Regions from separate parts of the Homo sapiens genome. Here region 2 is linked to region 1. The links are chromatin loops, found by intact Hi-C in ENCODE. Cell type or tissue: OCI-LY7. All regions are shown on one strand.

Region 1 (4,000 bases):
GGCCCTAGGAAAAGTTATTTACTCTCTCTTAGCCTCAGTTTTTTCATCTACGTGATGGAAGAAATAATCTCTACTTCAAGTAGTTGTTATAAGAATCGGAGAAGATAATACATAAAAAACAGACAGCTCCTGGCAGGGACTAAGTGCTTTTTTTTTTTTTTTCTTTTGAGACAGGATCTCGTTCTGTTGCCCAGGCTTGAGTTCAGTGGCATGATCATGGCTCACTGCAGCCTCGACCTCCTGAGCTCAAGCCATCCTCCCACTTCAGCCTCCCTAGTAGCTAGGACTACAGGCACGCATTACCACGCCCATATAATTTTTGTATTTTTTGTAAAGACGGGGTTTCTCCACGTTGCCCAGGCTCATCTTGAACTCCTGGGCTCAAGCAATCTGCCCGCCTCAGCCTCCCAAAGTCCTGGGATTACAGGCACGAACCACTGCGCCTAGCCATAAATCCTTATTTAATGGGAGCTGTTAATGTTGTTGATGTTGTTGCTATTGTTGTTGCTAAGTTCTATCTGTGAATTATTCTACATTCCCAATAATCAGTGGAAGTCTTTGAATCTTATCAGTGGAAAGGAGTTTAAAAATCTTATCCCCCAATCCACTTAATTTACAGATCAAGAAACTCATGTTTCTGTAAAATATTCAAGAGGCCACACACTTGTCCAAGGTCACACAGAATGACCTGAAGGATGGCAAAGTCTCTTGATTTCCAGACCACAGTTTATTCTGCATGCAGTGCTCATGTACAATACTTTGATTGTTCTTTGGTACATGCAGGATTATTTCTCCTGCTTTCATATTTTTCTGATCACTTACAGTTTTAGTTCCAGCTTGCTATTATGTGGAATCTTAGATCAATATATGCATCTGAAAAAATGTGAAAATAGTGCAAATTAATTAGAAGCCAGAAAACCTAATCAGAAGAGAAACATTTTGAAAAAAGTGCATAAACAGTGCAAAATAATTTAGAATACCTATCCAAAGAACTGTTGTAGGAGAATAACGACTTTGTTATGAATAATGATAAACAGTTTTCTTTTTGATTTTCTGAAGAAATATTGCCAGGAAAAATGGTGTTAGATGCAAAGTCTAATATATGTTCTCCATATATATATCTTTGTATATATTACCAAAAAAAAACTACATTTAAAGTTTTGTTTTTTCTTCTAAATGTTTCACCTAAACAAGAATGAAAGTTTTGGAGAGAGGAAGGAAGAGAAAGAGACCTAATGTTATTTTTCTCCTGCTACAGGAGGGAATTTACCAAGAAATAGAAAATAGATGCCTTATTGTTGGATTGTGGCTAAGCAGTTCTCATTGCTGGAAGGACTTCCACTGAAGCCCAAAGCAGAAGAGGGAATTAAGTAAGCGACTCTTGCTTAAGCTGAATCTCAAATATCTTGCTGGTAGCTAGAATATAAAAGAGGGAGTCGAGGCGAAGCTATGACTCCACACTCCTCTCTTGTGCTAGCATTGGCTCAGCTTTGTTCTCTTTGGCTGGCAGCCTCCTGCCCTCAGTGCCTCTGACCCACCCCTGCCTTGGGAGGAAGGGCATTGCCAAGGATCTCTTTTAGCCCATAGGCGCCCCCTAGGAAAGCTTACTGGACCCATGACAACAGTCATAACACCGCTATGGTTCCTGGATCCTATTAAGAAAGATTCCTTTTATTCTTATTCATACAGCAAAATGCGCTTGTCATAAATAATATAAATAATGTGAAACATAGAGAGTAGAAAACTAAGTACTCTTTGGCCATAGTACTTAATTTTTGCTTTTTTTCACTTGACATATGTCTTGGAATCCTGTTCCATAGTCAATAGAAATTACCTCATTTTTAAAATAATTTTTTTCAATACTGTATTACTTTCAATACAGTATTCCATAATATAAATAAGCGATAATTCATTTAGCCATTTCCTGATTGAGACAAATTTCTGTCCCACTCTTATTTTTCTTTACTAAAGATAAAGCTGCAATGATCATCCATGTTTATTTACTTTATAAACATGTGTGAATATTTAAAATTCTTAGAAATGGAATTTAAGGACTTGAAGGATATGCTTGTTTTAAATTTGGATAGATATTTCTAAATTATTAAAAAAAGCTTGTACTGATTTACACCCTTGGAAGCTGTGTGTGAAACTGCCCATTTCCACCTGATGATACTGGTAGCAATCTATTGAATTTTTAACGAACTGATTAGTTGGTAATAAAGTATATCTCACTGTTTATTTTGCGTTTTCTTTGTCACTTTTGAAATTAAACATCTTTTCATATTTTATTTCTTATTTTTTTGTGAATTGTCTCTTTGTCTCTTATGCTAATTTTATATTTTATATCTTTTCATGATAATTTCAGGTGCCTTTAGTATATTTTGTATATTATATTTGGTTTTCTATATACTACAAAGACTTTCACTGGTACCTTCTATTTTGATGTCTTTTGTCATGCAGGTCTTTTCATTTTTTTTTTTTTTGGCATGTAATCTGTTGGTCTTTTATCAATGGCTCCTGGAATTTGTGTCTTTCTTCGGACAGCCTTTATCAACCCCCAAAATTATCAAAACTGATGTGCAATATCTTACTCTGGTTCCTTTCTGCTGTTTTTTTTTATTTGATGTTTAGAATTTAATCCATTTGGATTTTTGCTTATGGTGTGATATAGGTATCTAATTTTTTTTTCAGAATCTACAACGTTCTCAATATTGTGTGTGGGTTTTTTACTGTTGTTTGTTTGTTTGAGACACAGTCTCACTCTGTCGCCCAGGCTGGAGTGCAGCCACATGATCATGGCTCACTTCAGCCTTGACCTCCCAGTCTTAAGTGATCCTCCCCTCTCAGCCTCCCAAGTAGCTGGGACTACAGGTGCGAGCCACCACACCCAGCTAATTTTGTATTTTTTGTAGAGACAGGGTTTCCCTAAGTTGAAATGCTATCTTTTTATATTCTAAATGTTCCTTTATGCATAGCTTTGTTCCTGAATTGTCCTTTTTGGTTCCATTTGTCCATGTCTTTATTCTGAGCCAATAAAATACTGCTTAATTAATATAAGCTTTGTATATTTTGATAACTGAAAAGTCAGGTTTTTCCTTGTTTTCCTTTTTTTTGGTAAATTTTGTTGCTTGTTCTGAGGTATTCTCTCTTTTGAACTCTAAAATCAGCTTTTCAAATTCTATAAATCTCTTGTTAAGATTTTTATTAGGATTGAATTGAATTTATGGATTAATTTGAAAAGGTGACATCTTAGGAATATTGACTCTTTCATCTGGAAACATATATAGCTTTCTGTCTTTTCATGTCTTCTTTTATATCTTCAATAAGATTTTATAGTTTTCTTCATGCAGACCTTGCATAGTTCTAGGGGATTGTTTTTAAGTCTCTATTGCCATTGGGAATGAGATCTCTAGAATTTATTTTTCTGAAGAGAAAGGGGTAAAAGAAGAAAAAAGAAAGCAGGAGTTGGAAGAATATGATAGAGAAGGAAAAGAGAAAGAAAAATCAAAAGGGGAAGATGGAATGGTACAAAAAAGGAAAAAGGAGAAAATTTTATTTTTATTGAACATCTATTATGTGACACACACTGTGTTAGAGGTGTTCACGTGCATCATCTCGTGTGTACTTTCAACCACCTGGCTTGTTTGACAAAACTGAAGTTTAGAAAGATCAGCAAGGGATTATGGAACAGGAAATGGAAAGAGAACAGGTTTGGAATGAGACCTGGGAACCGATCCCAGATTCTGCTCTCATCAGCTGTGTGATCTTGCTCCCTTTACCTAATTACATTCCTTATTTGTAAAACTTGGATTATATCTGCTGAGGTGACTGTGAGGACCAAGTAAAACAGTGTATCTAAAGTGCCTGCCACATAAGGAGCTCACCGTAAATGCTGGTTCCCACCCATCATCATCTCTTCTGACCCCGTGGCCTGTCTGCCCCCTGCACCAGCCTGCCATGGAAATCCAAGTCTGCCCAGGACAACATGGAGCCTTAATAT
Region 2 (4,000 bases), 68 kb before region 1:
TGACTCAGTTGCAGAACACTATCTTGAAGTAATTTTTAATGTTATCCAGAACACAGCACTTATATACCATGACAGAAAAACTGTTGCCATACCTTAAAAATTACTTGTAGGTCCAAAATCTCTTATCTGAAAACTTTTTGGACAGATATGTGTCAGAATTCAAAATTTTTCTTAAAAAGTTCCTAAACAATTAATCTTTAATAAAAATGTTAAATTACATTCTTCTATCAGCATGAAAAATCTTCAGGATCCATAACCTCTCTCTAATCTTCCCAGTACAACCCTACCCAAGCACTGCTTCCAAGACCATCCATGTTTTTCTGAAAAGATGTAGAAATTTAAGTTTAGTTATCAAATTTTCTTTATATTATACTTCTATTTATATTGACATTAAGCACTCCAGGCCTAGGCAACAAAGCAAGACTCCATCTCGAAAGAAAGAAGACTGGGCATGGTGACTCATGCTTGTAATCTCAGCAATTTAGGAGGCCAAGGCGGGCAGAGTACCTAAGGTCAGGAGTTTGAGACCGGCCTGGCCAACATGGGGTGAAACCCTATCTCTACTACAAATACAAAATTTGCCAGGCATGGTGGTGCACTCCTGTAATCCCAGCTACTTGGGAGACTGAGACAGGAGAATCGCTTGAACTTGGGGGGCGGAGGTTGCAGTGAGCCGAGATGGTGCCACTGTACAACAGGCTGGGCAACAAGAGTGAAACTCCATCTCAAAAAAAAAAAAAGAAAGAAGCCCCAATTTTTTAGATACAGTGATATATTTTTGCTCACTACTGCTTCTTTTCTTCCATGTGTTACCTCTCTTTATTCTTCCTGGAGCACATTCTTTCTTAATTTTTTATAAAATAATTACGGATGATAAATTTTATGGAAAATGTTTCTTCCTCAATCATCCGTAAATACTGCTTTAGATTAAAGAAGAACTGTGGACCAGAATTCCCACAGAAATTTGAGGACATATTCCTTCTCCCTCTTGCATACTGTACTTTAAATGAGTTACAGATCAATTTGATTCTATCTCCTTTGTACTTTTTTATTCTCTCTGAGTAACATAGGATATTCATTTTGTACTTAAAATTTTACTAGGCATTTGTAGGTGTTTTCACTATTTTTATAGGTATTTTTAATTATTTTTCTGGCTTACCATTTAGTAGACAAACCTTCTAATCTGAATGTTCAAGGCTTTTCCCAAGGCAGGAAGATTTTTCTATTCTTTGATTCTTTCTTTCTTTCATTCTACTCCTAAAGCTGAGACATTAGAGCACCAGGGATCTATCCTCTGAGTCTCTTATCTTTTCTCTAACATCTTTCATTTTTTATCTTTTACACATTCTGCACAAATAAGGTAGATTGACATTCCACTTTACTAATTCTGTCTTCAGCAGTGTCCTTCCTGCTACTCAGCCCTTCATCGAGTATAATTTTGTGTTTCAGCAATTATGTCTTTAATTTACAAAATTCCTGAGTGCTTATTTTTCACAATAGCCTTCTTTTCCTTGATAGCATGTCTTGCCAAGTTCATCTAAAGTTACTGTCTATATTTTTCATCTATTCTCCGTATTGACTCTACGTCCATGAAGATTAGTTGTATTTGTTGAGTTTAGAGCCTCTTTCATGCAATCAGTTTTCTCATGAGTAACTCTTTCTCTTAACTACAACTATTTCTGAGTTTGGGAATATTCCAAGGCTCTTGTTGTAGTATTCACTTTTTTTCTCATAGGAAGTTGAGAGTTGCTCAGCTCTCATGGGTTTTGTCATCAATCTTTTCCCTCTTGGATCTTCCAGAAATCCCTGAGGGTTTTTGAAGTATGGTGGCATATCTTCAGGCCTGCACAATACACAAGTATAGGTTTATGGTTGTATATGATTCTTGCTTCTATTTATATTGACGTCAAGCACTCCAGGCCTGGACAACAAAACAATAATAGAAAATTATTTTGTTTTCTATTTGGTTATTGCTTCTTGCATATATTTGGTCTGAAGTCCCACAAGGGGGAGAAGTGAGCATCCAGAAAGGACCCTTTGATTCTTGGCAGTAATGCCATCATTACAGCATACAAAATCCCTCCTTCCCAAAGCCCATACATATTGACTACCAGTGAGGGTCATGTGGATATCTACATAAGAATGAGTATTGGGGGCAAAGTATCACATAGGGAAGAATGAGGTCCTTGGTGCACCTGTGACAGCTGATACTGTAACTCAAATTAATATTAGTTTTTAGGAAAAGAGAGACTTTGGAGCCAGAAAATGCTCATCTCAAAACGGAACTTCCATATATAAATGTTTTAGGTCTGGCAAGAGGAGTAATTTTTAAAGAATTTTTCACCAGAGCTTTTTTTCCCCTTTATTGTATTTCTCAGGCAGGATGGTGGGCCAGTATTTTAATCTGTAAAAGTCATTTCATTCCTAAGAACTTGAGAACACTAATGTGTAAAATATTTGGAATTTAAATTCTCAGTACACTAGAATGTTAGTTCCAAATCTAGTTTCTCTTTTTGCTGTTTTGAAGAGAAGTCAAGGAAAAGAAAATCACTGTGGAATTCAGCTTTGGATTCAAGTGGCTTGTCCCTAGGTCCTGAAATTTACCACCTGGCCCCTCCCCATCATGGTCTCCACCAGCATATGGTCTCGTGCCGGTTCTAACTTGTTCATTTCATAAGCTCAAATCTTAGATGTGAGTCCAGTCTGTGGGATCAATTGTGGTGGGCTGGAGCTAGGGGTTGGCATAAGGGTGATCTTGTTTTAAATAATGAATATGTAAAGAGAATTGGAAACCCATATATTAGTCAGGTTGATGTAGAGGAAAAAACTCAGTGTCATTCTTAAAAATTCAAGAGCTGAAGAGGAAATTTAAAAGCTTGTGCCCAAACACTGTGCCTCCAGGATGCAGGTTTGCTTCAAACCCCAAAATGGAATGTGATCATCTCATGAAACAGGTGTTCGTCATACAGTCAAGACAGGCAGAATCTGAAACATGTCTTCTATTTTCTCTCTCTTGTTTTCTTTGTCTACCCACCTTTCCCAAGAAAACATTGAGTGTCTGCTATGTTCTTTGACTGCCAACAGCAAGGCGGTCTCGATTATACCATCTGCTGAAATCTAGAGGAATAACTTTGCTTGGAAGCAAACTGCTGTCATGACTCCTTATTTGCTTTATTTTGTGGGCATAGGCTAACCCACTGATGTTCTTGCATGTTCTGCTGATCCTTATGAGTGTCAGAAAACCAGAGTGGTGAGACAAATGGGTTTGGATTAGTCCTGTTTTAGAGGTGTTTGAGGGAGCTCCACCCATCCCAGCGGAAGATGTTCCAGGCCACAGCTTCTGAAAAAGGAATTGAAACTCCATCTGAGTTTAGCAACTCCAGCTGAGAGCAAAGAAAATAAGAAGTGAGGATGGTGAGAATAAGAGACCATAATTTCTTTTAGATTTTAATTTCAACCAAAGGAGATAGATTCTGTTTCTCAGCTTTAATTTCTCTCTAGTGAATTAAATGGGAGAATGTTCATATTGTTTCAAGTTTGGGGCATTCTTTATTGCATTACTTAGGCTTGTGGAATAAACTCCAGTGAGCCAGTCTGAACATCATGATTGTGCACAGGAAATAGAAAATAGAATAGGAGTGAATTTTTTCCCTTAAATAATCTGCAACCTTTAAGTTAACTTAATATACTGTTGTGACTCACTTCAGGGACTTCTGGGGGCAATAGTTAAACAGATTCTAGGAGGGTTCTAAGGGATAAGAGACGACATAATATAATGTCATCTAGTGGGTAGAAGCCAGGTATAATATTGGGGAAATTTCTCCAAGTCTGGTGGAACCAAGCTACTTTACAATACTGTAGGGCTCTGACCAACTGATCCTGTTTGCCTGGGACTTTTTCCTTTTTTTTTTTTTTTTTTTTTTTGAGATGGAGTCTCGCTCTGTCTCCAGGCTGGAGTACAGTGACGCGGTCTTGGCTCACTGCAACCTCCGTCTCCTGG

What was found. Hi-C counts contacts between places; a loop is a spot of excess contacts. Peaks named below come from ENCODE experiments on the same cell type or tissue, not always from the same donor. Only the 100,000 strongest peaks of a DNase experiment are listed, where the experiment ranks them.
Region 2: a loop joins it to region 1, with 2.2 times the contacts of the local background. A loop is called at or near these places in 3 of 110 quality-filtered maps.

Annotation. Positions count from the first base shown.
Region 1 is chr9:78,127,769-78,131,768 of GRCh38, reverse strand. No RefSeq gene overlaps it. Among named protein-coding and RNA genes, the nearest start is that of GNAQ, 98 kb to the right of the region's middle. In OCI-LY7, a CTCF peak has its summit at 1,595; a DNase peak (open chromatin) is centred at 1,568.
Region 2 is chr9:78,195,774-78,199,773 of GRCh38, reverse strand. No RefSeq gene overlaps it. Among named protein-coding and RNA genes, the nearest start is that of CEP78, 38 kb to the left of the region's middle. In OCI-LY7, CTCF peaks have their summits at 1,791 and 2,006; DNase peaks (open chromatin) are centred at 3,003 and 3,323; H3K4me3 peaks cover 2,177 bases; H3K27ac peaks cover 2,737 bases.